Regions from separate parts of the Homo sapiens genome. Here region 2 is linked to region 1. Evidence: read pairs that join two places in POLR2A ChIA-PET (ENCODE). Cell type or tissue: MCF 10A. All regions are shown on one strand. Each heading gives the region's core, and the rest is flanking DNA. Links, peaks and the distances in the headings are about the cores only.

Region 1 (15,454 bases), core at 4,231-9,230:
TTTTTGCCTCCTCAGGTTGAATTTGTTCAGCCTCCTGCTTCATACTGCCTTCTTGGCTTCTGCTGATTCTATTTTCACTCAGAATGGTTCCCTGGAGACATGGAACTTGCAAAATGGCCGGCTGGATTTCCGCTTCGTGGCCCATGTTTCCGTCATTTGATTGACCCCCTTCTCTGGCGCCCTGTGGTGTGGTTTCAGAGGGCTCTGGTTTTCCAGCCCTGGTGTACTCTATCACACTTATCTCATCAATGGGATCTACAGAGGACTCTAGGATTTTAGGGCAGGTCAGAAACTTTTTAAAGAAGGCAGTGTGATCCATCTTGAGTTGTTTTTCCTCCTGGTCTTGACTCACATTGTTAACATTTTCCTTCCCTCCAGTTTCAGAAGCCGCTGACAGTGAATCTGTGACAGATAACTCCTTTTCATCTACAGGGTCCACGGATGACTCCAGGAGTCTGGGTTGGCTGAAACCCCGGGAAGAAAGACTTCTCCAATGTACACTGATGGTGGGCTCTTCGCCTTTATGGCTTTCTCTGCTATCAGCAAGGGCTGACTCAGCATCCTCTGGACTGTGAGCCAATGCTGCTATTTCAGAGGGGGCCAATTCAGGCACAACAGCATCTGCCTTTAGACTATCAGGTACAGCCCAGACCTTGTCAGGAATTATGAGACCACCGTCTGATGCCTTGCTCTCAGAATTTGTCAGTTGTCGTGGTGGCCAGATTTCAGAAGCGGAAGCCTCTAGAGTTATAATCTTCAGCTTGTTGCCTGCCTCCCAATTTCCAGGTCTATATTCTTTAGACTCTTCCAAAAGGATATCAGAGAGAGATGGAACGTTGCTCAGAGCCTGACTGTCTTCTTCCCCAGCAGTTTCAGCCACCACGGAGACCCTCGTCCCCCAACCTGAGCGCTGCCCTGCTCCTTCCCTAGAGCTTGCGGGTGAGTGGGCCGTGGGCACCAAGTTTCTTTCCTCTTGTGCAGCAGATGTCGTAGGCAAACTTTGTTGGAAATCAGGTGCAGAAAGAGAACCCTGCTGGGACAGGCTCTGCTGCTGGACCCCCTGCTTTGTTTCACTTCCTCTTTCTTGGAAATTCTCTTCATAGCTCCTAAAGTCTGCTCTGTCCACAGTCTGGCTCTTATCTCCAGACAGGTTATCAACCTGAAGAGGGGAATTACTGCAGAAACCCTCTCCCTCTGGGAGCTGCAGGACATGGTGTGGGACTCCTGGCACACTGGGTGCCCTGCAAAGTAGCTCTTTTGTAGATTTGATGGTAGCACCACTTAAAATATGATCCAACTGCACTTGGGAAGGAAATTGGGAAACCTTTTCATGGGATGCACGAGGGAACCTCTCCTCAGTGCCACCTGCATGCTTGTCCTCAGGAATTGACACAGCAAGGTATTTGGCTGGGTGGACTTCGGTGGCAATGGTAACAGTTGATGTGTCCTCAGTCTCCCTGGTCGCTTGAAAGCACTCATTATTAGCAGTTAATGTTGTTGGCTTCTCCCAAGGAAAACTCACAATTGAACTATAACTGGCTGGTGTGGCTGTGGTGTCTGCGGCACTAGGACTGGGGCTCTTGTCACCTCCTTCTTTAAATTGCACTAAAGGATTGTTCTCAGAAGAAAGGAGCTGTGTTTCATCAAGCCCTCCTGAGTTGCTGGGGCTTGGCTGCTCCTGGCCAGCATGTACTGTGGAGGCCAGTGGGTAGGTGGAATTCTCCACCTTGGCTAGATTTTCTCCTGTGGCACCTTCACTAGCTGTGTGTGAAATGTTCAAGGTGAAAGTACTGGTAAAAAGAGGGGACATGACTGAGTTGCCGTCCTTGCTGCTTTTGCACGTAGACACTGAAGTCTCAGACACTTGTGTCTGAAAAAAGACTTCCAGTGTCTTGTCATTAGAAGAACATAAATCAGATACTTTGTTTTGACCTTCTGCCAGTTCCGTATCTACAGAGCAAATTTCTTGAGGCGAATATTTATCAACTGGTCTCCCAACAAGAGAATCTATGGTATCAAAACACGTTCCTTGGTCACCAGCCTCAAAACACTCCATTGCACACACTGCTTCTCTGTCCCTTGGCTCATCACACACATTTTCCAGGGTGAGGGCAGTATCTGTGGGTTCAGGGGAAGCAACAGAGACAGCCACAGGCTCCCTGAAGTCAGCACGAGCATCCTTGGGGAGATGCCTTGAGAACACACCTGGGGACATAGTCTCATCATTGGCTTCTGAGATGCTCTGCTCATATTTTAGGTCTTCCCTGAAATTGTCAGGTATGTTGCCATCTCTGTCTTGTTTTTCTTCATGCTGTGGACCACAGGTACAGGGTTTGACCTCCGAGTGTTGAGCTAATGATGCATTTTCCTTGTGGACCCCTCCTAAGTTTGAGAAGGAAATTGTTGTGGTCCCAGTGAATGGGGACTCCTCCCCAGCAGGCTCTGAGAAAGCTGGCATCTGGCTGCAAGAGATTGTCTCTCTGACTGTTTCCTGAACTTGTACCTAGGAAGATGAAAAGTGATATTAGTAGAATTGTTCATGGGAGAGCCCACAATAGGGCATAACTGCAATCCCAAGAGTGTTAATCCTCAATGACCGTAATAATGGACAAGAATGATTGAAATCTAAACATTAATCCCCCAACTCCCTCTAGCTATTAGAGATTTCCTAGAAAACTGCAAATTTAAGCAACTCTGTGTTCCAGGGGGCCCTTTGTCAAATTCATCATTATAAGCAAAAAGCCTCCTGACAACCATCATTTATTTAATGATTTCTTTCTCTCTTAGGAAATAGATGGAAATAAATCGAATGTTAACTGTTTTGATCAAGTAAGTCACAACAAGAGCTGTGCGCATCTTTCCAGAAAGATGAATCTCACATGATCATAATAAATGAAATAAACAGTACTTGCAAAACAGCAATAAGCAATCTTTGTCCCCAAAATATAACAGCTTGCTGGTTAATAATTGCTATGGTTTGGATATTTGCCCCCTCCAAACCTCATGTTGAAATTTGATCCTCAGGGTTGAAGGTGGGGCCTAATGGGAAGTGTTTGGGTTATGGGGGTGGATCTCTTACGAATAGATTTATGCCATCCCTCAGGGGTGGGGGGAATGAGTGAGTTCTCAATCTATTACTTCCTCGTTGTTAAAAAGAGTCTGGCACCATCCCCACCCCCACCCTGCTTCCTCTCTGTCCATACTATCTCTGAAAATGCCAGCTCCCCTCTGCCTCCCATCGTGAGTTGGAAGCAGACTGAGGCCCTCACCAGATGCAGATGCCTAATGTTGAACTTTCTAGCCACCAGAATCATGAACCAAATAGGCCTCATTTCTTGATAAACTACCCAATCTCAGGTATTCTGTTATAGCAACATGAAGTGCACTAAGATAACAATGTTACTAAAAAACAGAGAGAAGGCTGCCTTTGAACCCACCTCTAATGAATAAATGGACTTATGATTGGCCACCAGCACTGCCAATCATTTCTTTCCTAGAGAAGCTTATAAACATCCCAGAATGTATCCCAGACTTTAAAATAGATGCCCAGTGGCAGGCAGACCACCTCTACAGGAAATAGAAGATTCAGGACTGCTTAGGTTTTTGAGAAAAGGGGAGAGGGGGAGGGAGGGAGGAAGAGAGGAAGGCAGAGAAAAAGAAACCTCACATTCTGAGGATTGAGCCTTTCATGGTACTATATGAACGTTCCATGATATTGGATATTGTTCAAGGAAGCAGCAAACTCTTTGACTAAATCCTTGTCTCATGAAACTTTTAGCTCATTGATTATTTCAAAACAAAGAAAACTTATGTCCAGCCAAGGAGAAGAAAATTACTTCTAATTTCTGAAGCAACTCAGTCTTTGCTCCCAGGACTCCTGCCTTGGACAGCCACATTCAGATGTGCAGGGAACAGATGACTGGCCTTGGCGGGATGGGGTTCAGGGGTGGGGATGAAGTCTGTCTCCCAGCGTATGACAAAACAGAGCTGAAATGTTCATGGGCATATTATGGCTCCAATGTCATGAGATTGATTCTCATAAATCATACATGACAGTCAGTCTTACTACCTTGTGGTCAATCCCTGTATGTACTGCCCGTGGGAAGCAGGACAACAGCATAATCACACCTCTTTCCACACTTCCCCCAGGCTGCTTACAGCCTGTCAGTCATGCATCTCTCATTTTCTCTTTTAAAGCTACTTTGAGGTTCATTTAACTCATATTTGATGGGCATAAAAATGCTAACTAAACAAGAAAGAAATTTAATATAAACTCCATGAGGGCTAGGACTACTTAATCTTTTCAACAAATATTTAGTGAATGCCTCCAAAGTACTAGGGAGTGTTTTAGATAATGGGGATACAAGACAGGCAAATGCTCATCTACAAGGAGCTCCCATTCTGTGTTCTAGTGAAGGCCTGTTATAGCGATTAGCATGCGGTAGATGCTTACTAAGTGTTTGTTGAGAGAATGAATAAATGAATGAACCATGTACCAGTTGAGACAGCTGTAGCCAACTTCACCCATTAAAGCTCTACACTTGAAAGGGTTTGAACTTTCATCTGCTCCTGACTTTGCAACAACCCCATTTTAAAAGAGACTTTGAACCCTAAGCACTACTGGTTATCCTGGTGTTCCCGGAAAGAAAAGTATATTTATTCCCTTTCTATATCCCTTTTTCTTCTTTATTAAAAAGAAGAAATATCATTTCTGGGAAATAAGGGATAAGGTATTTTTTTAAAAGAGTTTGATGTGCATATGCTTTCCTCTCTATACCTCAATATCTGTAACACATGTAAAGAGTACTTTTCTGGTTTGGTATTTTGGTTCAGCCTTTTAAGAATATGCTATAGCACAAATAGACTGAGTCATTAAGCACAGAAAACATGGGGAACTTCCTGGTCATTATGTGAAATGTATAGAGAGACTGCCCCATCAAAAGCACCACCACCCCTCTCTCCGGCCTTTCTATCCTGCCTGCATTTCCACTACCTATGTCAGTCCCTTATTTTAAGGTCCTGGTATTATCACAGTATCATCAGTGTCAACAGACATTTATGGAGTAGCTGTCATGTGCAGAATTCTCTGTCAGGCACTGGGCAATTTTTTCCAAAGGGCTTCAGTTAAAAAGTTACTATGATATTTACTGGGATGGTACCTTTATTCTTCCGTGATTGATTACTATTACATCAGCAAAGTAATAAGCGGGTACCTAGAAGAGACTGACCTCTGAAGAGAATTAAACACAGGACAAGTTTTCATTAGGATGAGCTTGGTCACTGGAATAGATCATCATAGTATCATGCCGTGATTTACAAAATAATCATATTCCATTGAGATTTATTTGCACCTTTCCTCTTGTATTAGTCAGTTCTTGCACTGCTATAAATACCTGAGACTGGGTAATTTATAAATGAAAGAGGTGTAATTGGCTCACGGTTCCACCGGCTATACAGGAAGTATGGTGGCAACTGCTTCTGGAGAGGCCTCAGGGAACTTTACTCATGGCAGATGGCAAAGCTGAAGCCCACATCTTGCCCGACAGGAGCAGGACCAAGAGCGAGCAAGGGGGAGGTGCCGCACACTTTTAAACAACCAGATCTCACAAGAACTCACTCATTGTCACGAGACCAGTACCAGGAGATGGCGCTAAGCCATTCATGAGGAACCACCCGCATCATCCAATCACCTCCCACTGGGCCCCACCTCCAACATTGGGGATTACATCTCAGTGCAAGATTTGGTAGAGACACAGATCCAAACCATATCGCCCCTCTTACTTTTAAATTAAAATTCTACTTCAAAATACCCTAGTGAATCTCCACATGTAAAAAAATTGGTTGAATCCTTGACCGTGTAAATTCATACATTTGACACACATTTAGTGACCATCTACTTTATACCAGGCACTGTTCTAGGCAGCTGGGAAACATCAATGAACATAACAGAGATTGCTGGCCTGTGGAAGTTACGTTGAAGCAACAAACCGTACAACTGGCCCGCTGCTGATAAGCAATTCCATAAATTTGATTTTAACCAATGGGGTTTTTTTTGAAGTGAAGCCTTTAACAGCCCAGTTCATATTTGTACTTGCTTACGGCATCAGTTTCAAGAGCAGGCTCCTCGGTTCTCATCCAGAGGCCAGCTCACAGAGAAAGGGAAACCACAGACTCACACCTTCCCAATGAGTCAGACCTTTCTTTTAGGAGGAGATTTCTTAGTTAAGTCATTACAAAAGAATGCTAGCAAATGATTCTTCTGCTGTGCACCTATTCTCAGCATAGAATGAGTGCTGAAACTTCGAGTGAGTGCTGACACAATTTCCTTATGTAGGGAAATTGTACTCATTCAAGTGAAAAAAGGAGTGTTTGGGGCTCTAGGAGTAAGCCCAACATAGTGTGTGGTGCGTGGACTTGGAGGACTAGCAACCAGCGTTTGTAGCCCAGCTTAATTGGATATAGCATGCATGACCACGGGTAACCTCTTTAGCTTCTCTGACCCTCTGTCTCCTCCTCTAAGACTAACCACATGCATGTCTGCACCATCTTGTCAAGTGCCTGACATATTGCCTGGTGCCCAGAAGGCACTCACTCACTGATACTAATTTTCCTTCTTCTCTGTGAAAAAACAGCAGTAGCTCAGGAAAAGAGGAAGTTGGGGAGCTCTGACAGGCAGAGCCTTGAGCTATGAGCTTTATGAGGGTTTTCTCATCTGATCCGTAAAATAAATCTGAGAAAAAGATGTTATCATCTCTTCTTTACTGATGAGATGAATAGCCTAGGTCCAATCATAGAAACCACACAGTAGGTTATATAAGAGAAGTTCAATATAAAGAACTATTGACTGTGATAGAAGAGTGCTATAAGGTATAAGGAAACTGTCTATAGTACTCTAGGTAAGGGAAAGTACCAAGGAAGGACAAAGTTGGAAGAGGTTTAGACCTACTTGGAGAAGGTGTGGTTAGGCCACCAGATAGCACAGAAGTTCACTGGTGCATCCAGACCAGAGCTGGCCTGGAATTGCCGAGAAAAGCAATAGACCTCCCTTCCAAGTGCAGGCCAGGAGTAGGTGGTCAGCATGCAGTGGCGTGGGTGTGCAGGGGAGTCTGGGCATGGGTGGTCACAGGGGCTGAAGCCTTCAGAGCTTGTGGGCTACATGTGGTGTGGGTCAGGAGTTTGCAGAGTGCTAGTTTGAATGTCCACTCAAAACTCATATTGAAACTTAATCCCCAGTGTGGCAATACTGATGGGTGGGGCCTTTAAGAGGCGATTGAATCATGGGAGCTCTGCCCTCATAGAGGGATTAATCCATTTATGGATTAATGAATTAATGGGCTGAAGGATTGATACGTTATCAAGGGAGGGGACCTGGAGGCTTCATAAGAAGAGGAACAGAGACCTGAGGTGGCATAGAGCGTGCTTAGCCCCCTCGCCATGTGATGCCCTGCTCTGCCTTGGGACTCTGCAGAGAGTCCCCAGCAGCAATAAGGCCTGCACAAGATGCAGGCCCTCTGCCTGGGACTTCTCAGTCTCCAGAGCTGTAAGAAATACATTTCTTTTCTTTATAAATTTCCCAGTTTCAGGTATTTTGTTACAAGTAAAGAAAACGGACTAAGTCACAGAGGGAACAAGTGCTCTGTGCACCAGACCTCAGGCGGCTATGTGTAGACCACACAGGAGCTTGTGGAGGCAGTCTGTGCGTTGATACAGGCAGGAGGCTTTAAGAGCTGGGGGCCATGCGGGGCTCTGGGTTCCAAAGAGAGAGGGCAGCAGAAAGGGTATCACTACACTAAGGCTACAAGGTTGCAGATGACCACGTTCTGGGGCCCATGGCTGAGGCAGGATGACCACAGGCTCTCCAACTCCACCAATGCTGAAATGACAGGAATTCTCTTCCTCCTGCAGTGTCCTTCCAGTGCCTTCTGCTGAGAAAGCGTAATACTGTGCTTACTTTAAAGAAGAATAATGGAATTTCGTTAGTACAGGGCACATATTAAAGGGTGAATTCAGAGCTGAGAGGAATGAATTAAAAACCGACACATGAGGTCAATGATGTTTGGGGATGAGAAGTCTCCCCAGGGTCCCACAGTCAAAGGCAGAGCCAGGATTTAAAGCCAAGTCTGTGAGGCTACAGAGCCCTTTCCAACCCAGCATTTCTAATCAGGTAAGTTGGAATAAACCTCACCTCACCAAGGGCTGGGAACTTCCCCTAATTTAAGTCCAGAACTTCTAAGCTCCTGAAACACTTTGGATATGAAACTGCAAATGTCCTTCTTAGGTGCAACATGGCCATCTCTCAATTTCTCTACTTCCCTACAAGGTCTAAGGGTAGGGACTCAGTTATTCATTTCTGAGTCTCCAGAGCCTAGCACATAGGGACTCAAATAATTTTGCTGAATGAATAAGCAGATGAATGAATACAGGAGGGGAAAGGGTAAACCAAATTTAGTAATGTTTCCAAGCCTCTTTTTGAAAGCAGCATTAAGCTTGGAAACTTAACGCTTGAATAGCATTTTTCAATTGAAACCCCATTCAACATGCCTCTGATTCCACAAACATATTATTTTCACTTATTGGCCTTTCCAAAGTTCTGCCTCCTAGGAATGTCTGCCATGGATTTAATGGAAAGGTGTGTTTCCTCTTTGTGCACCCCAGGATGTTCAAGGTTATGCTTTTCATCATTAATGAGTGTCTTTCATGCCAGCCAAGTGCATGACACTAATTTGAGTCACTAACAATAGAAGGTTGTATGAGATAAGATCCCTCTCCTCAAATAGCTTATAATCCAGTTGAAGAGACAAGATGTACATGGAAAACAAGATGTACATAGATAACAATTCTTGACAAGTTGTGCTAATAGCCAAGTGGATGAAACTTAACTAACAACGCTGCTCCAGGACAGAGTGTGGAAGGTCACCACTGTATCATCCTCTTCCATTTCAACGATAAAATTCCTGCAGTGCAGAAATCAGAGGTTGTAATCTTACGTCATATGTTTCAATTCTAAGATACTTCTTGAACATTTCCATGCAGTCTAAGGGACTTCTCTACTGATTGGAATGGGCAGATGTGGTAGATACTGTTGGCTGACTAATTCAACAGTACCGCCAATCCCCTTGTCTCTTGCTACCTCCAACTAAGAAGGCTGGAAAACCACACACTCTCCCAGCCTCTTACATAGCTAGATGGGGCAAAGGGGTCAGTCTGCCTAATGAGATGTTCAAGGAATCCCACCAAGGGACTTCTGGGGAAGCTTTGCTTTCCTTGTGTAAGGTATAGACATGGTGGGTACCTTGCCTATCCCCTCCTTCTTCCTTCAATCAGGATGTAATGCCTGGTGCTGCAGCTCTCATCTTCCAGTCCTGGGGCATGAAAATGAAAAGCCAGCACACTATGACTGGTGCAGCAGAAAGAGAGAAGGAAGTTGGAGATTTGCAGTCATCGTCGAGCTACTGGAATGACACACAGACTTTCACTAGCCCCAGACTTCTTGTGAACTACAAAAAAAAAAAAACACACACACACACACACACTATTAGCTAGCTGACTATTCTGTTAACTGCAGCTTCTCAGCAGCCTAATGGATAGAAGAGAAAAATATATGGCTGAGGGAAGAAGGGGAAGCCAGGTGAGGGTCACCTTGGAACCCTCTGGAGGCTCTGGGCAGCTCCTGGTAGGGATTAGCTGGAAGGGGACAGTGTCCCGTAGAGCAAGGGGTGTGGTCCCTGGAAGGGAGCTCAAGGTGCTGGTCAAAATGCCAAGGGATCAAAGGGCCTTAGGCAAGGTGAACTTGAAGTAGAGTGGGGGAGGGAGAATGGGAAATATGAGAAGATTGATTGTCAAAGGAGAGAGGCCACAGTTCTAAAGCCAATCAGAAGCCCCGGGGCCAGGAGGGCCAAGCCACTCGGTCCCTAGCTTCAACTGGTCAGTCTTCCGTGTGCCAACATGCCCTACCATGCATAATTTTCATTCTCCAACTTCTTTTTTTTTCAAAGTTCTTTTAGTGTTCTTTCCTTCTTATCTGGATGAGGTAAGTAGAAATAGCACTGTGTCCTTCAACAGTTGTCTACACATCATCAATTTTCCCTTGTGGTTCCAGGAAACTTTAAATGAGACCTTCCCCTCTCTCCAGCCATTCTGGGCTGTTGTAGCCTCCCCCACGGATAACCTTTCCTAAATATCTGCTGAGCTGTCACAACAGGCAGAGCGTCATTCGGCCATTTGTCATTCGATAGATCAAATCCATACCACCTGGGGCTGCAAAACTGAAAATAGATAGCCCGGTCCCCAGCCAAAGAAAGCTTAAAGGCAAGCTAGAATATTTCAGGAACTTGAGTTTATTTTTAGGAGTTGCCTGATTGCCCAGAAAGAAGCTTCTCTTGAAGGCTTTGAATATTAGGATAACACGTAATAGACTGGAGGACTGTAACTTCCTTGATATTCATCTAAAACCTCCAGTCCTGAAACAGATCCTAAACACCCCTATATCTGACCAGCTCTTCTTCATTCCATTCCCTCCTAAGGGACAAGAAATCCTCAGCCAACTGGTGTTACAATTCTGTCTTCATTTCTTGAGAGTCATAGAGTTTGTAAAATACTGATTTGATCTTTTGCTGGGAGAGGCCTGGGTTTCCATGGTTCACACCCTTCCTAGGAGCTCTGTGAGTTCAGTGGGAGTCTTTGCCTGGTGACATGGTACGAGTGGAAGGGCACTAGAGCATGAGCCATGAGCATATGAATTTATTGTACATCTCAGGTGAGGTGAGCTAAGTAGTAACGCTACTATTAGTAGTAATAATTGCTAATCCCTACAGCCTTTTTAACACACGGCAGGCACTGTTCTAACTGCTTTACTTACATTAATGCAGTTAATGTTGGTAAAATGGCATAGAAATTTATGACTTGAGGATTTTGGGTTGTACATTGCAAACGAAGGGATATACCAACTATTCCAACACAGGCGGGGACCATGTAATGGCAAACTCATGTGAAATGGGTCACAAAAACGGCTGTCTTCTTTTCCTGCATGCATCTGTGTTTTCCTGCATAGATGATGGGAGATTTCTGGGAAATGAGAGAGACAGAGTGAGCCATAATTTCCATAAAGTGCAACTGTATGCAAACATAAGAAAAGATGGTGCTATGAAGCCCCATGATTTCTCTTGAATTCCACTAGGCATTTCTGAATAGTCTCTGGGGGGTTTTTTGGTTTTGTTTTGTCTTTTTGCTTTTTTATTTGCTGTGTCTTAAAAAGACACAGGAGATGAGAGAAAAATGGAGTAGGGTGATGGAAAAATGATTTGAGTCTCAGAAAACTGGGGTTTGGTCTTGGATCTGCTACTATACAGGAAGTGGCTGTAGAGAAGTCACCAGGTCTCTCAGAGTCTTTCTTCCACAGTAAAGTAAGAGTTAGATAACACCTCTTGCTTCCCAACAGCTTTGGTGTTCTGTGACCTGCTGCCAAGTAAATGGGGCCTAAGCTTCACCCCTCATTTGCAATCAGAGGTTCCGTGGACTCCTATGGCTTCTAGATCTAATCTTCTCTATTAACAATGAGAATTGTTAGGGAAAAGGATACAGCATGTCACCATGTCACCATAGGTAGACCGATTGAAGATTGAGCCAGTGGGACCCCAGAGAGGGGCAGGAAAGAGACAGTGGGCTGGAGAACGGCTCACCATGAACATGCACTCTCTGGATTCCAAGTTCCTCTGCCTCCCTGGTCTCTTTCCTTCTCCCTCCTCTAGGCATTAAGTGCCTTGTGTCTTTGGTAGACTGCACTGTGTTGGCGTATAGACCCTATGGTTCATCCTGCAGAGTCCTAGAGGCTTACAGACCTAGTCCAAGCCAGTGAAAATCATCACAGCCACAGAATGCAACACCAGTGGCCTAAGCCTCCAACCTTGTTAGCCCTTTGTAAGATACAGGCTGCTTTGAAGAGCCAAGAAAAGTTATGGCTTCTTCCCAGAAAGTCTTGTTTTACCCACACAATGTTGCACATAATTTCCGGGGGGTTTCAGACCCCCTTGGGCCTATGGATATCCTGTTAAGGGCTCGTTGAGCCTCAGAATGAATCCCTGCTGTATGTAGACCATGAGCCTGGGGTGAGTGGGATGGTATTGTTTACGTCCCACAAACTGAAACTTTCCTGCAGATTTCAGACAAAATGATAAGGGGAAAAAATTAATTCTTAGTCAGGTTCTAGGAGAGTATTTTCAAATCAATATCTCTCTTTATAGTTTTTAGAATTTGTGAGTAAAAGCAAAACCAAGGTAGTAGCAATTACCACACTGCAATGACAATAATACATTACATAAAGCAAGTTCTTGTAAACTTTAGAAGCAGGAAATACTTGTCACGATTACTACACTAGTACTTTGCCTCTTCAGTGTGGGCTTCAAAGTGTACAGCAGTGATGGTATTCGGCTATTGGAAAATCTGAATATAAACATAAATATTAAGCCAGTCACCTGCCTCAGATGCTCATACCAAAAAATGGCGAGAAAATGCAGGTTTGGGGATTGAGGATTCTTTATATCCTATATCTCTTCTCTAGTAAGTCAGCAGGATAGTGATAGGACCTCGGGTTTGGTTTCCTGTGTTTTGTTTTTTTTTTTTCTTTGAGATGGAGTCTCACTATGTTGTCCATATCACAGTGGTGCGATCTCGGCTTATAGCAACATCTGCCATCCAGGTTCAAGTGATTCTCCTGCCTCAGCCTCCCAAGTAGCTGGACTTACAAGCGAGTGCCACCATGGCCAGCTAATTTTTGTATTTTTAGTAGAGATGGGGTTTTGCCCTGTTAGCCAGGCAGGTCTTGAACTTCTGACTTCAAGTGATCCACCCACCTCGGCCTCCCAAAGTGCTGGGATTACAGGCGTGAGTCACCGCGCCCAGCCAGGCTTGGTTTCTTGATTGGCAGAAAATAACCCCTCTGGCAGTACAATCACAGGTGACGCAGCAGGCAACAACGATTACCTGCTAAGACTGAGAGACAGCTTCATTCCAAAAAAGAGACAAAATTTCCTGGGATATTGAGATCGCTGAGAGGGACAACAACATTAATGTTGTTCTACTTGGTGCAATGAGCATGGTAAATGCTCAGAAATTATGTCAAATGAGTGAACATCTATCCAGTCTGATCTTTGTCCAACATCCCTTTGCCAACATATGTAGGAAGGTTTTGCCTCTTCAGTCTGGTTCTCTTCTCATGTCAGATCTCAGCATCTCTCTGTTGAGACATTGATCTCCTACCTGAAAATTGCTCCAGGCTCCTGCGTTTTGGTTAATATGTAGCTTCTACTAAACTAAATCTCTTATTCATCACTAATAGTTTGGTGCCTGGTTTGTTGGGGTCTTTTTTAGATCTAAACCGAAGCTTTATGTTCTCTTTTGAGTAGAGAGAGAGAAGCATCTTTTGTTTTAACCACAAATAATTGAGGTTTCAAGTATGTACCACTTAGAAGACATCAGCATAACTGTACCGACTATAGCCAGGCACCATGCACTGAAAGTGAGGATGTCCAGTTTACCCTGGGCACAGAGCTATAAATTGCAAGGTACAACAGCAGGGTTGCATTTAAAGATGAGGGAAATCAAAGGTAAGATGTGAACTGAGGAGGACTATGGTGCAGATTACACCAGAAATTCAGGGGCCCCTTTGGATGGATCCATCGAAACAAACTTTCCCCTTGTAGATGGAAGGAAAAATAACAATTCACAGAAAAGTTTCTGGGAAGCTGAAGTTGGTAGGGAAATGCCTGGAGAACCAAGGAGGAGGAAACATCTGGAATTCAATGTTGTGATTTGAGCTAGGAAGGCAAAATATACACTGAGCTGATATTTGTGCATATGGTGGCTTGAAAATTCACACACCTTACTTCTCAGGTGCCTGAGTAAATGCAATCCCTTTATTTTGTCTCTGAAACCGATCCTGTCTTCCTCATGGGCCCCCAATCAGGGATGTGGGAGATGAGTGGAAAATAACAAAATTTTCTTTCTGATTAAGCCTATTCTGGTCCAATCCCTTGGGCAGTCCTCTAGGGAATGCTCACTTTCTAGTACTGCTGGCCCCACCCTCTGGAAGACAGTGTCTGAGCTGCCCTGCATGGGTAGGTGGAAGGGTGGCTAGTTCCTGTGTCCTGAAAGGGAAGCAGGCAAAGCTCTCCTGTCCTCTCAGTTTCCCTTAGCTTGCTCCACCACAATCCCGGCATTGCAAAACGTGGAGTCAGGACCTACGTGCCCCTCTCACCCTGACTCTGTCTCCGTCACCTTCCTCCTCCCAGTAGCTCTGAGCAGGGAAGGCTGTGTCCACTTGTCCACACCCTCACACCTGTTTGCTTTCAGATTGTGCAGAGATAAGATTCTCTGATCTAAGAAGAAAGGAACATAGAAAACTCTCTCAACAAAGCCAGACTGTAAGGTTATTGTCCTGCTTAAACAAATACAAAACCTATTTATTTTCATCTGTTTGCTTTCCACAGCACAACCCTTATCTATGCCTCTCTCACAGTACAACCCACATTCTGGTGTCTATGACATACAACCTCCTTCCCCTCCTCCATCACGTACAACCCCATCCCCATCTCCATCACGTAAAACCCTATCCCTGCCTTCATCATGAACAACCCCATCTCTGTCTCTATCACATACAACCCCATCCCCATCTCCATCACCTACAACCCCATCCCATTTCCATCATATATGACTCTACCCCCATCTATATCATATACAACCCCATCCCCATCTCCATCATATATGACTCTACCCCCATCTATATCATATACAACCCCATCCCCATCTCCATCACCTACAATCCCATCCCCATCTCTATCATATATGACTCTACCCTCATCTATATCAGATACAACCCATCCCCATCTATATCACATACAACCACATCCCCATCTCCATCACGTACAACCCCATCCCCGTCTCCATCATGTACAACCCCATCCCCACCTCCATCGTGTACAACCCCATCCCCGCTTCCATCACGTACAACCCCATCCCCACCTCCATCACATACAACCCCATCCCTATCTCTATCATGTACAACCCCATCCACATCTCCATCACATACAACCTCATCCCTATCTCCATCATATACAACTCCATCCTCATCTCCAAAACATACAACCCCATCCCCACCTCCATCACATACAACCCCATCCCCACCTCCATCACATGCAACCCCATCCCCACCTCCATTACATACAATCCCATCCCCACCTCCATCACATACAACCCCATCCCTACCTCTATCATATACAACCCCTTCCTCATCTCTGTTGCATACAATTCTCTTCACCTTATCACCATCTCACCCCCGAGATGGAGGTAACCCTAGTTTCCTGGGCTTCTTTAGAAGGTCCCAGAAACAAAAATGGAAAAAAAAAAACCCACATTTTTTTTCTTAATAATTCACTGTATCTACACTATTGGCAACTGTACC
Region 2 (15,454 bases), core at 4,212-9,211, 210 kb after region 1:
TGTGCCTCAGCCTCCCGAGTAGCCAGGACTACAGGCGCACACCACCATGCCCAGTTAATTTTTTGTATTTTTAGTAGAGACAGGTTTCACCACGTTGGCCAGACTGGTCTTGAACTCCTAACTTCAAGTGATCCATCTGCGTCATCCTCCCAAAGTGCTGGGATTATAGGCGTGAGCCACCACGCCGGGCCCAGATCATTTTTTAATTAAAAGTTAATACCCCATCTCTAATAATAGGGAAGGGTAAGTTTCCTAAGCTGCACTGCTTGGAAAATGTTTTCCCTGTTCATCTAGAGTGTAAGAAAGATCTCTTTGACTTTGACTACTAACAGTAGTAAGAACTAGAAATTCTAAATGGGTTGTAAGTATTGCATGAAGGAAAAGGAAGATAATGATAGCTGGCGTTTCTCAGTTTCAGGGAGATATAAAGGATGCCTTGAGGATTTGGAACCTGGGAAAGGAGAGTGAGTGGATTTTTGGGGGTGGGGGTGTGTATGTGTGAATATTTTCAGATTGATATATATTCACTGTTGATGCCAATAATAAACCAGATTTTTTTCCTTTTCAGGAACATCTAGTCTTCACAGTATGTTTATCATATCAGTACTCAGGATTGGAAGATACTGTAGAGGACAAGCAGGAAGTGAATGTTGGGAAACCTCTCATTGCTAAATTAGACATGCATCGAGGTTTGGGAAGGAAGACTTGCTTTCAAACTTGTCTTATGTCTAATGGTCCTTACCAGAGTTCTGCAGCCACCTCAGGAGGAGCAGGGCATTATCACTCATTGCAAGACCCATTCCATGGTGTTTACCATTCACATCCTGGTAATCCAAGTAATGTTACACCAGCAGATAGCTGTCATTGCAGCCGGACTCCAGATGCATTTATTTCAAGTTTCGCTCACCATGCTTCATGTCATTTTAGTAGAAGTAATGTGCCAGTAGAGACAACTGATGAAATACCATTTAGTTTCTCTGACAGGCTCAGAATTTCTGAAAAATGACCTCCTTGTTTTTGAAAGTTAGCATAATTTTAGATGCCTGTGAAATAGTACTGCACTTACATAAAGTGAGACATTGTGAAAAGGCAAATTTGTATATGTAGAGAAAGAATAGTAGTAACTGTTTCATAGCAAACTTCAGGACTTTGAGATGTTGAAATTACATTATTTAATTACAGACTTCCTCTTTCTAAGATTTTGTGAATTGGTTGAATAGTTCTATACAAATGAAGTATGGAGGTGTGTATGTTTATATGTATATAACAAAATATTTTCATTGTGACCACTCTGAAGTAAGAGCAATGGGAATGGCATTATTGTAGAATAAGTCATTGTATTTTTAACACCAGAAAGAACCTTGCCGATCACCAGGCATAACCTAATTTTATCCATGGAAGAAACACAGAAAGGCATCTAAGTTAGAGCTGGCACCAGAACTGAGACCTCCAGAAATCTATTCCAGTATTTTTTCCACTACACAACTGCCTTCCTGACAGGTTCTGAGATAAGTGTTATGTTTGTAGATAGAGTGAAATATATTTATATATATATAAATATATACAGATACATATCTGTGTATTATCTCAAGGAATGTACAAACTTTAGTTTTTGATTATAAGGACTTCACTGCAAGTTTTAGTTAAGAGGTTTGTATATAAATCTGTTATAGAACAGGCTGAAATTTCTTGTTCATAAGATTATGAAACCACATGAGAAGTGATAAAATGTTTGTTAAAGCTAGATAGAGGTTAAGAATCAAGATATAATGGATAATTTTCATAGCTGCCTATCAGAATTTCCCAAATATTTAGCATCTTCCTTGATAATATGTATTTTCTTCTTGAATTTCACTGGCCTAATGAGATAATACTCTTATCTTTGGCTCTACCTAAAAGTTGGTTAAAAATGCAATTGGCATTAACAAGGAAAAATACTGAATTAGTAATTTTAAAAGTCTCACAAAGAAAATCCCAGGCCTAGATGGCTGCATTGTTGAATTCTGCCAAACATTAAAATTAGCACTAATTTTTTGCACACTGTTTCTAAAAGTAGGAGAGGAAAGAACACTTCCCAACTTACTCTAGGTCAGTATTACCCTGATACTAGACTAGACATCACAAGAAAACTATAAGCCAATATTCCTTATTAATACAAACACAAAAATCATTAACAAAAATATTAGCAAACTGAATCCAGCAACCTATAAAAAGGATTCTATATCATGACCAAGTGGAATTTATCCCAGGAATTCAAGGTTGGTTCAACATCTAAAAATCAAATAAGCTAATATACAGTCAGTTCTCATTATTCACAGTAATTATGTTCTACAGAATATTCTCCCATAAACACTGAATTAAATATGGAACAACTGCTTTTAGGAGAAAGTGTATTTGTGTATATGTGTGTATACATATGTTTATCTCACACACATTATGAGCTTGAATTCTTAATTCATCCTAGCAAATTCTACCTTATTTTACAGAAGTGAAAGTGAGGTATCAGAAGTGTTAAGTGACATGCCTGAGGCACCCCCCTAACAGGTGTCAGAGCTGAAATTCAAACCCCATCCAGCTGGCCCCGGAGCCAGAGCTTCTTGTACTACACAGAATTGCCCCTGCCATTTCCACCCTCCAGTCATTTCTCTATGAGACTGAAGCAGGAAGGCAGAGCATCATCTTGTTCAGCCTCAGCTGGGAACATGTGTACTGGGTGACTCAAATTTTTCACCCATTTACACATATCCACAAATGACTGCAAAAGTGCCACGGATATCAATTTGAGGGTTATAAATTTTAGCAAGTTGGTAAATTCACAAATACATAACCTTGAATAATGAGGATCAACTGTACCATATTTAATAAAGCACAAAACCCACACAGATTGTCTTATTACAGCATTTGATAAAATCCAAAACTCTTTCATAAAAACACTCAACAAACTTAGGAATAAAAGGAATCTTCCTAGATATGATAAATATAACATCTATGAAAAGCCCACACCTAACATTATACTTCATGGTGATAGACTGAAGGCTGAATGTTTTCCCCTTAAGATTGGGAAGAAGGACAAGGATGTTCACTCGGCACTACTTCTATTCAGCATTGTACTTGAAGTTCTAGCCACAGCAGTTAGGTTAGGAATTCAAGGTTTGTTCAACATCTAAAAATCAAATAAGCTAATAAAGAAAAGAGGTTTATACTGCAAAAGAAGTGAAACTATATGTATTCACAGTTGATACATAGTTGTATATAGAAAATGCTAAAGAATCCATAAAAAGTAATAAATGAGTTCAACAGGTTGCAGGATACAAGATCAGTTTTATTTCTCTACTAACAGCAAACATTCTGAAAATGAGAATAAAGAAATCCTATATACAGTAGCATCAAGAATAAAACTCCAACACGTTTAAAGAAATTAAGATCCAGATAAATGGAAAGACATCCATGTTCATGGATTGGAAGACTGAATATTGGTAAGATGGCAATGCTGCCCAAATTAGTCTACATATTCAACAATTCCTATCAAAATCCTAGCTGTATTTTTTGCAGAAATTGACAAACTGGTAAAATTGGTAGGGAAACGCAGGGGACCCAGAATAGCCAAAAAACCTTGGAAAAGAACAAAGTTGGAAGACGTACCAATTTCAAAAAGTGCTACCAAGCTACAATAAGACAGTGTAGGCATATGGATAGACATATCGATCAGAGGAATGGAACTGAACATCCAGAAATAAACCCATACATTTCTGGTCAACTTGTTTTCAACAAGGATGCCAATACCATCAATAGAGAAGGAGTGGTCTTTTCAACAAACGGTGCTGGGACAACTAACTGGTAGCTACGTGCACAGCAAAAGGATCCCTACCTTCCTACCACATTACAAATTCTAACTCAAAATGGATCATAGACCTCAATATAAGAGTTTAAACTCTTAGAAGAAAACAGAAGTAAATCTTTGTGATGTTGGGCTTAGGAATGGTTTCTTAGACATAATACCAAAAGCACAAGCAACAAAGGCAAACAGTAGATAAATGGGACTTCATCAAAATTAACTTTAGCGCCTTAAAGGACACCATTAAGAAAGTGAAGTTAACCCTCAGAATGGGAGAAAAATTTTTGAAAAATCATGTATCTGATAAAAAAACAAACAAACATGCAGGTGCTCAGCTGTGGTTACCACCGAGCAGCACTGTCCAGTGAACTTGCTGTGATGATGGGATGCTTGGTATCCGCACTCCCAGTGTGATAGCCTTTAGCCTCATGGGGTTGTTGAGCAGTTGAAATAATAGCTAGTGTGAGGAACTGAACATAAAATTTTAGTTTTAGGATGGGTGTGGTGGCTCACGCCTATAATCTCAGCACTTTGGGAGGCCAATGAAGGCGGATCACTTGAGCCCAGGAGTTCAAGACCAGCTTGACCAAGATGGCAAAACCCTGTCTCTATTAAAAATACAAAAAAATTAGCTGGGCATGGTGGCACACACCTGTAATCCCAGCTACTAGGGAGGCTGAGGCAGGAGAATCGTACTTCCCCTTTATACTCTTCTGTATATTTGATTTTTTTTTTTTTAAGACAGAGTCCTGGCTCTGTCGCCCAGGCTGGAGTGCAGCGACATAGTCTCAGCTCACTGCAGCATCCGTGGAGGCTGAAACAGGAGAATCGCATGAATTTTTTAAAAAATCTAAACATGTAATTTTAAAACGGGCTTAAGAAGAATGATAACAGTTTTGGTCTTCTTTTTTATCAACCATGCTTTTATTTTACTTGAATCTCGTGCCAATTGCTTTGTAATATTAAAGTAGGATTTACACAAGTGGAATTTAGAAAAGATGATAATCTATCAAATCTGTCAATACCAATTAGAATGTAATAAAGAAATTAGGATAGTGGAGGTTTGAGCAAGTAAAGGCTCACCCAAATTCAAAGCCAATACTTGATGCTGAGAGGGGATATTTTCTGGAAGGTAATTTTTAAAAATTAAAGTCACAATTATAAATTGTATATTTCCTAATAAAAGAAATCTCAACTCATGGGACAATTTGAATTTAAAACACTATTGTTCCTCATTCAGTGATGAACAAGTCAAAACGTTTCAGAAAAGAAAGCCTTTAAAGAAGAATCCTGGCACAGAAAAGGTCCATTTAGACATTGCCTTCTTCCCCCATCTCTAATGCCTCTTTTCAAATCTCTGACTTGCACATGAAGTAACAGTGAGGTGTCCTGTGCAGCAGTCGCAATTTTTTGACTTGTCAAATTGAAGAAATTCAATTATGTAGCCAGAGCTTAGATCACTGACATGTATACTGGCATAAGCTTTTTTTTGTTTGTTTTTAATTTTATTAGAAGTGGGATCTCATTTTGTTGCCCATGCTGGTCTCAAACACCTGTCTTCAAGTGATCCTCCTGCCTCAGCAGCATCAGTTTAATATCTAGATAAAATCTGATGTATGTAATTTTACTTTTAAGGGTTTTTTTCCAAACAGACGTCCTGACAATGTTGTTTCCTATTCCTTGAACATTCACCTGACGCTTATATACTGTCATTACTTTTATCTGTCAACTGATGTCAGCTACTCAATTTACACATTACTTTTGTGCATTTCATCCTGTTTCTCAGTTTGACATTGTCATTCAAATTCAGAGTTTGACACTGAAACCCTGGGCATGGTGGCTCACACCTGTAATCCCAGCACTTCGGGAGACTGCGGTAAGCAGATCATTTGAACCCAGGAGTTTGAGACTAGCCTTGGCAACATGGTGAAACCCCATCTCTACCAAAAAAAAAAAAAAAAAAAAAGCAAAAACAAAAATTAACTGGGCATAGTTGCACACACCTGTAGTCCCAGCTACTCAGGAGGCTGAAGTGGGACGATCGCTTGAGCCCAGAAGGCAGAGGTTACGGTGAGTAGAGATTGTGCCACTGCACTCCAGCCTGGACGACAGGGCAAGACGCTGTCTCAAAAATAAAATATTAGTAAAGAAGAGTACAATCAGAATATGAAAATGTGTAAATGTGCATATTCTCTTTTTTTCTAATTTGGTAGCATTAAAAATACTTAAGCATCAAAGTTTGGCTTTATGAAGAAGGAGTCTGAGACACCTCAGGTTTCAGCCCTTACTAATAGCGTGGCTCAAAGAGCGTTAACTTGCCTGTGCTTCTGTTTCCTTATCTGTAAAATGGGGATGATGCTGTAACATCAAAGAGCTTATAATACTTTCCAGAGCTGGCAGTACTAAATAAGACCATTCCTCTAAAGTGCCAGCATTTTGAAAAGCATCAACCCATCAACCTTGTGCTTTAAATCTGGCATTCTTAAAGCTATACCTGTAGGCAGTATAGAGTGTTTTTTTTTATTTGTTTTTTTGTTGTTGTCTTTTGAGTCTCACTCTGTCTCCCAGGCTGTAGTGCAGTGGCACGTCTTGGTTCGCCGCAACCTCCGCCTCCCAGGTTCAAGCGATTCTCGTGCCTCAGCCCCCCGCATAGCTGGCATTACAGGCACACACCACCACGCCCAGCTAATTTTTGTAGTTTTAGTAGTATCTACTAAAATAAACAGGGTTTCACCATGTTGGCCAGGCTGGTCTCAAACTCCTGACCTCAAGTGATCTGCCTGCCTCGGCCTCCCAAAGTGCTGGGATTACAGGCGTGAGTCACCATGCCCGGCCGGCAGTGTATATCTTCTAAAGTTGCAATTTTTGTTCACTCCAGAATCACTTTTCAAAAAGCATGCAGATTTAATGCCACCAGTTTGTGTTATGTATCTATCCCGCAAAACAGCTCTAAAGGTGATTTACTAAAAGATTAACAGCATTTATCTCTGGTGGGATAATTTTTCTTTGCTTGTTTACCTGTGTCTTGCAGATTTTACACAGTGAACAATGACTGTATAATTTTAAAATACAGATATGCACAATTGTGTAATGTAAATATGCTCAGCTTCAATACATTTAAGAACACATTTTTAACTTTTCGTAAGGAGTCTTCAGTTTAAAAGTACAGTGTCATTACAGAGTGCTTATTCTGTTACAAAATTAGTAAAGCTGATTCTGCCTCTAAATCTGAAGTAATTCCCACTTTTTTTCATGCTTGAGTTTAGTTGATAAATAGCATTTTAGATACTAAAAATGATTGGATGAGTATTTCTACATTAATAAGTTGCTAATTAGGCACCAGGGTAGCAGATAGAATGCCTTTCTGTGTGCTAGGTTTAAACATTTTACACACAGTCTTATTTAAAACAGCCTTGCAGTTTATAGATGAACTGATTGTTAGGCTAACCAGAGGTGTTACTATACCCTCCAGGATAACCCAGCTAGTAAGGGCAGAGCCAGGATGATTCAGACCCAGACCAGAGCCGGGTGTTTTGTCCACAGTACTGCTGCTGCTTATACCGTAACGGGAAAAGTACACAACAGTGTCTTAATATTTCATTCTTCCATGAAAAACACTTTTAAAATATTGAAACATTATAGGAGCAGAAGTACATCTCTAAATATACTTTTAGGTCACATTGAAAACATTTCCAAAGGATTTGACCTGAAGTTAATGTTGCTACATTATGCTCAATACAGCAGGCTGTTCTGCTAGGGAAATTGTTAATATTTTAAAAATATTTTCCTAAGCTTTAGCTTTACCACTTCCAAGTCTGTACAGACTGGTTATTTCTACATTACAAAGACAGTGACTCCCTCAAAGGCTGACAGTTTTTATAGTCTGTGTTTATAACATACACATCTATTCTTGCCAGATGTGGGTTCCTACATTGCCATCTAACCTCAGCATCCTTTATGTTATGCTCCAACTTGGGTAAGCGGCTTTGTTTCCTTCCCAATCTCCTGGTCAGACAGTTGACCTCACATCTTTGTCTAGTGGTTTTCAAACGTCAGAGTAGCCCCTTGTTGGAGCGGCAGCCTTGGGGTTCCCCACTGTTTTCCACATTGCCTTTCCAAGTAAGCTTTGGTCTGCGTTAAACCCCGCTGTTTGCTTTGATATTCTCCCCCCACACAGCCGTACCCCACACCAGCTGGGCGCCTTTGGGAGACCGCAGCCCTTAGAAAAGGGGAAGAAAAGCCTCCTGACTGCACAGTGAGGGCTGGAGGCGTCTGGCCTGGAGGGAGTCCAGGCCACTGGACTCCACACTGTCAGCCAGTGTGAGCTGCTGGTGACAGGGAAAGGCCATGTGAGCAGGTCCTGACCTGCAGTTCGGGCCCCTGGAGCAAACAGCACCAAACTTGGCCCCCAGATCAGCTTTGTCATTCAAGATGTGGCTTGCTAGCAGGTGTTATTAACAAGGCGAAGCACCATGTGGTATCTTCCCATTGGAATCAGTTGTTATTGCTAACTAGGTATTAAGTGTCTGAAAACCTGATTTTGTACTTTGGCATCACCTGGCCCAGTTATAGCTTTGTGGGGGATACAGTTTCAAGGTGTGCAGTGGCACTCTCACCTGCAAGGGAGAAGTGTGCTTGTTGGGGGAAGGTCAGATAGGGGGTACACAGGGCTGGCATGCTAAGACACGCTCTTCCTGGAAGTATACGTGCAGAAAGCCACATCATAGTCCAAGGCTTTATGAGCACAAAAGGAACACGGGGTGGGGCGGGGAGGGGATCGTCTAGATGAACCTGATGGTTAATGACAGCAGGCTAAGATGAGCCAAATGTCCCTCTCATTGGCCAGCCTTGCCAGTGAGGCTGAATGCTTCCAAGCTAAGAGTCTCTCTGTCCTGGACAGCACTTACAGGACCCTGCCAATGTCTGCTGCCCGAGGTGCTTTCTGACAGTTTGCTGTAGCTACAATAATCCATTTACTCAGCTCGCAGACTTGCCTTGGAGCCATTCTAGCTGTGTAAGCTGACTTCACACCCAGGCCTGACCCACGATGTGACTCGCAAAATTACCTTTTCCGGCATTTTCGTGTCCTGGCCCCTTGTTAGCAGCACGTGACCAACACTGGCCACCAAGGCCCAAGCTAGACTGGCCAACAGAGAGTGGAGGGCTGAGGGCTGAGGAGACCACAACCATTATTAGATAGGATTGATTCTGCCTGTAGACTGAAAAGAACATCACCAAATGATGTCGAGAAGGAGGATAAGGAAGACCATTCCATGATGCTCTGCTCGGCCGAGCTACCCTGGAGGCAGGCCCCTGCTGAGGAGAGGCAGGAGAAGGGATGTCTTCAGGTGAGCCAATGGGAGCAGCTGGCTTTCAAAATGCCACTTAAAAGGGAGGCTGGCTATTGGCCTACACTGCACAGAAGCTTCCTGACCAGATGCCACAGGGCCTGGGGTCACCAGTAAGCCTAGAGCTGAGACTCCCTGAGCCCATCTCCAAATACATAATCCGAGTGGGGCTGTGAGAGGACAGTGGGGCAGTGCGGGACCTACTCCTGGAGGACTCACCCGCTCCCCAAAGGGTATGTGATCCATGCCCCAGGCCAGTGCTGCTGGCTGAATGTGAGGAAGCTTGGACTCCATTCCTCAGGAGCCCAGGCACTTCAGCAGGAAGGCTGGGGACCTCTGGGGCCAGCACTAGGGGCAGAGCAACAGACGAGACTAGAGGGCAGAGGGCACGTGGGAGCTAAGCCTGGGGAGATGGACACCAATGCTCAGGTGAGCGGCCCTAGCTGGCAGCACTTTGTGTGTTTCGGCACGCATCGTTGCTGGGAGGAGTAAGCACTGGCCGTGCAACTCCACCAGGGGAGGATGATGGAGGGGGTGCCTGGTCTCTCCTGGCCTCTGTGCACGTGGCTCTTCCCTTGCTGATTGGAGTCAATGCCTTTCACTGTGATAAACCATAACCATGAGTGTTATGGCTTCTCTGAGTTCTGAGTTGTTCTCGTGAATTAATGAACCTGATCTTCCAGTGGAATGGGGTGGGCGGGAACCAGATTGGCTCGTGATGGCCTGTGATGTCCTAGAATAGCCAGGTCACAGGTGGGACTTCTCATTCAGGGAAGGTGATGAGCCCACAAAGCTGGGTCCAACCCAAAGGCTTCAGGGGCAAGTCTGCCACCCCAGCCAGCATTGGGTTTCTCCAAGTCCCTCTCCTTTCGGGGCTGTGTTATTTACCAATTCCTAAAGGGGACCTCAGAGACTAGCTCACAGGCCATCTCTCTCACTGCATCCTCCCTGGTCCCCTCAACAGGAAGCCACCTAGAGACAGAGAACAGTGCTTTCTGTGTGCATTTCACCCAAAAACGCACACAGAACGGAGACTAAACCATGTGTTGGCATGAATGACTCCTGACAATGACCCCGGATTGCACCAGCCAGACTGGGCTCATCACCTTCCCTGAATGAGAAGGCCCACCTCTGACCTGGCTACTCTAGGACATCACAGGCCATCATGAGCCAATCTGGTTCCCGCCCACCCCATTCCACTGGAAGATCAGGTTCATTAATTCACGAGAACAACTCAGAACTTAGAGAAGCCATAACACTCATGGTTATGGTTTATCACAGTGAAAGGCATAAACTCCAATCAGCAAGGGAAGAGCCACGTGCACAGAGGCCAGGAGAGACCAGGCACCCCCTCCATCATCCTCCCCTGGTGGAGTTGCACGGCCAGTGCTTACTCCTCCCAGCAACGATGCGTGCCGAAACACACAAAGTGCTGCCAGCTAGGGCCGCTCACCTGAGCATTGGTGTCCAAGGTTTCTACTAGGGGCTGGTCACCCAGACATGGCTGGCCGCCCAGTTGGCTGATCCTGGTTTCCAGCCCCTGCAGAGGTCAAGCTGATACCACTTGGTCCAAGGGCCCCCCATAGGTCACATTGTTAGCAGAGACTATCTGGTGGGGCCCAAGGCCCCCAGGTAAATAAACGCACTCTTATCAGGGAGGCAATTCCAAGGGCTTAGAGGTTGCCTCCTGGGAGCTGGGGATAAGGGCCAAACCTCTCCTTGTTGAAGGTTAATCATGACTGCACCCCAGGACACTTGAGTTTCTCTCACTCTGGAGTATCATGCCTGCTGTTGACTGCCTGGAATGCCTTCCTCACTTTGTCAGAGGCATTTGAACCAGAGTGACTCCATCTTGAATAGGGGCTGCATTCAGGAGGTTAGGCCTTCTCAGTCACAGGATGAGATAGGAGGTTGGCAGGACTGGCATCACAAGATACAGGTCACAAAGACCATGCCAATAAAACAGGATGCAGTAAAGAGGCCAGCCAAAACCCACCAAGACCAAGATGGTGATGAAAGTCACCTCTGATCATCCTCACTGCTACTTATTTGCTAATTATAATGCATTAGTATGCTAAAAGGCACTCCCACCAGCATCATGACAGTTTACAGATGCCATGCGATGTCCAGAAGTTACCCTATGTAGTCTAAAAAGGGGAGGGACCCTCAGTTCCAGGAAATCACTTTCCCAGAAAACTCATGAACAACCCCCCCCGGTTTTGCATATGATCAATAAGTAACCATGAATATACTCCGTCCAGCAGCCCATGCCACACCTCTGCCTATGGAGTAACTACTCTCATTCCTTTACTTTCTTAATAAACTCCTTTGATAAACTTTATGGACTCACCCTGAATTCTTTTGTGCACAAGATCCAAGAACACTCTCTTGGGGTCTGGATCAAGACCTCCTTCCAGTAAAAACTTTGCCAGGCTCACCCCTCTTCTTTCTTCAAATTGTACCTTAAGTGACACATCCTTCAGAAAAACTTACTGCTCAGCCTCCAAATTGGATAAAATTCCCCTTTGCACATTCCCAGGGAGCCTCGGCTTGCCCCATCAGGGGCCCTATCCCTCAGCACTGCACCACCTCTCCTTGTCCTCCTTTCCAGCATCAGGCAGACTCTGCAGGGCACGCCCAAGAGCTGGAGCTTAAGCTCTCTCCTTGGAGTCCCAGTCTCTTTCCCACTACACTCATCTCAGCAGACGACCACTCAGCTCACTCCATGGAGACACAGAGGCCATAGGAGCCCACGCCCCGTTCCCGTCCCCAGCCTCCATGCTCTCTCGTTCCCACCCCACTCTGCGCCCCCACCAAGCTCAGAGTTCCAGATACTTCTCCAGGGCTGAGCTTCACATGAGATCCCATCTCCTCTGTCAGCCTCTGGGTTTTTACCCATCTGTTGCCAAATTCACCCAGGATGCCAAATTCATAGAAGCACTCCCTAAGGACCTGCCCCTGCTCGCTCATCCGTGGGGCTCACATTGTCCTCCCTTTCTGATATATACAGCCTCTCCCTGGACACTGGCTTCTTGACCAGAGGCTACAACATCACCCCACAAGGCATTTCTCAATCCCGGGTGCCCTCTTCAACTCTCCCTCATTCTCTCCCACACTACTCAATAACACCACCTACACCCACATCTCCATTCCTTCACATCCTGTTCATGCCTCAGTCTCCCAATCCAACCTCAATTATGAGATGAATGAAAAATGGAGAATGCTTTTTTTTGAGATGGAGTCTCGCTCTGTTGCGAGGCTGGAGTGCAGTGGCATGATCTCAGCTCACTGCAACCTCCACCTTCCAGGTTCAAGCGACTCTCCTGCCTCAGCCTCCCAAGTAGCTGGGATTACAGGCGTGCGCCACCATGCCCAGCTAATTTTTGTATTTTTAGTAGAGACGGGGTTTCACCACATTGGCCAGGCTGATCTCAAACTCCTGGGTTCAGGTGATCCACCTGCCTTGGCCTCCCAAAGTGCTGGGATTACAGGCATGAGCCACCATGCCCGGCTGAAGAATGCCTTTTTGTTTGTTCAGTGTATGGCGGCTACAATCTACTTTGAGATACTTCAGACCTTTTTAAAGAATGAATTCCTGGCTGGGCGCAGTGGCTCATGCCTGTAATCCCAGCACTTTGGGAGGCCAAGGCGGGTGGATCACCTGATGCCAGGGGTTCGAGACCAGCCTGGCCAATGTGGTGAAACCCCATCTCTACTAAAAATACAAAAATTAGCTAGGCATGATGACAGGTGCCTGTAATCCCAGCTACTTGGGAGGCTGAAGCAGGAGAATCACTTGAACCTGGGAGGCGGAGGTTGCAGTGAGCTGAGATCACGCCATTGCACTCCAGTCTGGGTGACAGAGTGAGACTGTCTCCCAAAAAAAAAAAAAAAAAAAGAATGACTGATGAAACCTTAGTGAGGGAGGCACACGTGCATCCTAACCTAAGCAGGCGGTCCAGGGAGAGGGCACTGGCTCTCGCTTCAGCCAACCTTGCGAAGCCAACCTGAGATTCCCCATCCCTGGAAAAATGCTTCCTTTAAGATCTCCCAGATCATCTTTACATGGCTGTGCTGTCAATGAGCATTTTTGAATGTTCTCATTTGCTTTCAGAATTCTTCCTGGGCATTATCTGATCCCCTCAGATCTCACAGATGCCACATGCCCAAAAAACCTTGCTGCCGTTTATTTCTTCCTGAGGTGGAGTCTTCCCTTCAGTGGAAACAGCCCACCGTTGCTGCCACCCCTTCTGCTGGGACACCCTGGGGACTCGATGTCAACACTGCAAATCCCTAGAATTTACTGCAGTTCTTTTTGCTATGGGGAAGAGATGGGGTGAGCAGAAGTGCAAAAAGATGCCTTCTTGCCACCTAGTTTCTAGTCACTGCCTTCCTCTCCCAAATGATGCCTCCACTCATCCACTCTAAAGTCCCAATTCCTCAGCTTTCAGGCAGAGAGCCCACTACTACACCACTGTAAGTTGTGACTGACTAGCCCTCCCAGGAACATTGGAAAATTTTGAGGGAGAGAAAGAAAAAAGGAAGAGAAGGAATGAGACAGAAATCTCTCCTAGAAACAGCCACACATGGCCAGCGCAGTGGCTCACGCCTGTAATCCCAGTACTTTGGGAGGCCAAGATGGGCGGATCACGAGGTCAAGAGAACAAGACAATCCTGGCCAACATGGTGAAACCCCGTCTCTACTAAAATACAAAAAAATTAGCTGGGCATGGTGGCGCGTGCCTGTAGTCCCAGCTACTCTGGAGGCTGAGGCAGGGGAATCACTTGAACCTATGAGGCGGAGGTTGCAGTGAGCCAAGATCGTGCCAGCCTGGTGACAGAGCAAGTCTCCATCACAAAAAATAAATAAATAAAATACAAAAATAAATAGAAAAAGAAACAGCCACACATGGACCAGAAAGTTGAGCCTCTGGTGACTTGACTTCAGGTGCTGCGGCAGGCAGGTGGCCCAGGGAGTAACTGGGGAGTGAAAATGAGAATGCAGCACATGGACCAACTCCTGTTGAGCCTCTTAGCAAAAGCCAGCCCTGTCCAGTAGAGCATTTTCCAACTGTTGCAAAAATTACCCTATGAACACCTCTCTCCCCAGAGTTCAAACTCGCACCTTTGATGATACTGCTTCCTGCTGCCATTGCCTATTCTGATGTCAGAGCAGCCATTCCCATGGAAAATGGAATGGAAAGCTAAATGGAGAGTGAGTAGGGGTTAAGACTTCTCTAAAATACCGCGGCTGCCAGGCAATTTCATTAAGGAGAAACAGAGATGGACAATGTCATAAACATTCTCCAGCCATCAGAAGAAACCACTTCCAGGAAAAGTAAATTTTGTGGTCGTAAACACTCACAGCAAGGGCCAGGCCACAGGCAGCGTGGCACTGGCAGAGAGCAGTGGTTGAGGTGAAAGTCACCCTGGGGCCCAGGTCTCAAACTTACCCTGGCTAGACTGAACCAGAACATTTTTCCGTTTCTTTTCCGTAAATTAATGTTTAAAAGTTCCCCTCCCCACATAATCCCAATCTCACTTTCAAGAGATAATGCTATCTCTTCAGTGTATATTTCTTCCGGTTGTATTATGCATATAAATCTCCAGACCATATGGACACACACACACATATGCACACACACGTATGAGTATTATACACATACATGTGTACAGATATCTTTTATACATGTATACACACAGGTGTACACATATGTGCATATGTGAGATCATGCTGAGCTCACCGTTTTCCAGTTCCTACTTTCACTTCACAATAGCTCTTGGCCATCTTCCACCACAGTGTATTTAGAGTGACTCTATAAATAGAACGATTTCTAATGCACCTTTCAGATTTCAACTCTTTAAATAAATGCGACAAGGGCACATCTCGTGGTCCAAGGTCGTGACTGCTAAGGCCCAGAGAACACAACAAATTTGCTGGCTTCAGCCGTGCTGACCTGCTGGAAGATGGGTACAGGCTCCTAAGTGGATGCTGCCATTTGTGCGCCTCCCAGCCACGCACCCCACCCTCATATACACACTATCCCTTGAGGAACATTTACCTTCCTTCCCGCCCCAGGTGTTTGTGACTTGGTGGGTAGTGGGTGACAGAGATGCACCTGTGTCTTCAGAACACAGGCCACTGAAGGACAGCAGGCCCGGGGCTGGTGGGGGCCTGAGCATGCCCTCCCTCACCAGGCTGACCAGGCTTGCATGCAGTGGGGCAGAGGCAGTGGAACTATCCAGAAAACATGCCCATCCCCCCGCCCAA

Evidence for each region. ChIA-PET counts read pairs that join two places held together with the same protein. Peaks named below come from ENCODE experiments on the same cell type or tissue, not always from the same donor. Only the 100,000 strongest peaks of a DNase experiment are listed, where the experiment ranks them.
Region 2: POLR2A ChIA-PET joins it to region 1 with 6 read pairs; 6 of 35 experiments call an interaction of 5 or more read pairs at or near these places.

What each region holds. Positions count from the first base shown.
Region 1 is chr18:58,535,722-58,551,175 of GRCh38, forward strand. ALPK2 (alpha kinase 2) reads right to left here. Exons shown (of 13, transcript NM_052947.4): 5 at 1-2,503. Among named protein-coding and RNA genes, the nearest start is that of ALPK2-AS1, 14 kb to the right of the region's middle. RefSeq lists enhancers at 1-820, 19-218, 779-838, 5,438-5,517, 9,238-9,317. In MCF 10A, for the core only: a CTCF peak has its summit at 5,634 (motif pointing right); DNase peaks (open chromatin) are centred at 5,660 and 6,160.
Region 2 is chr18:58,746,837-58,762,290 of GRCh38, forward strand. MALT1 (MALT1 paracaspase) reads left to right here. Exons shown (of 17, transcript NM_006785.4): 17 at 569-7,641. The coding sequence ends at 1,006. The region is part of intron 1 of LOC105372146 (a long non-coding RNA gene); the gene reads right to left. Among named protein-coding and RNA genes, the nearest start is that of LINC01926, 59 kb to the right of the region's middle. RefSeq lists an enhancer at 15,147-15,196. In MCF 10A, for the core only: no CTCF peak of the experiment used is centred there; no DNase peak of the experiment used is centred there.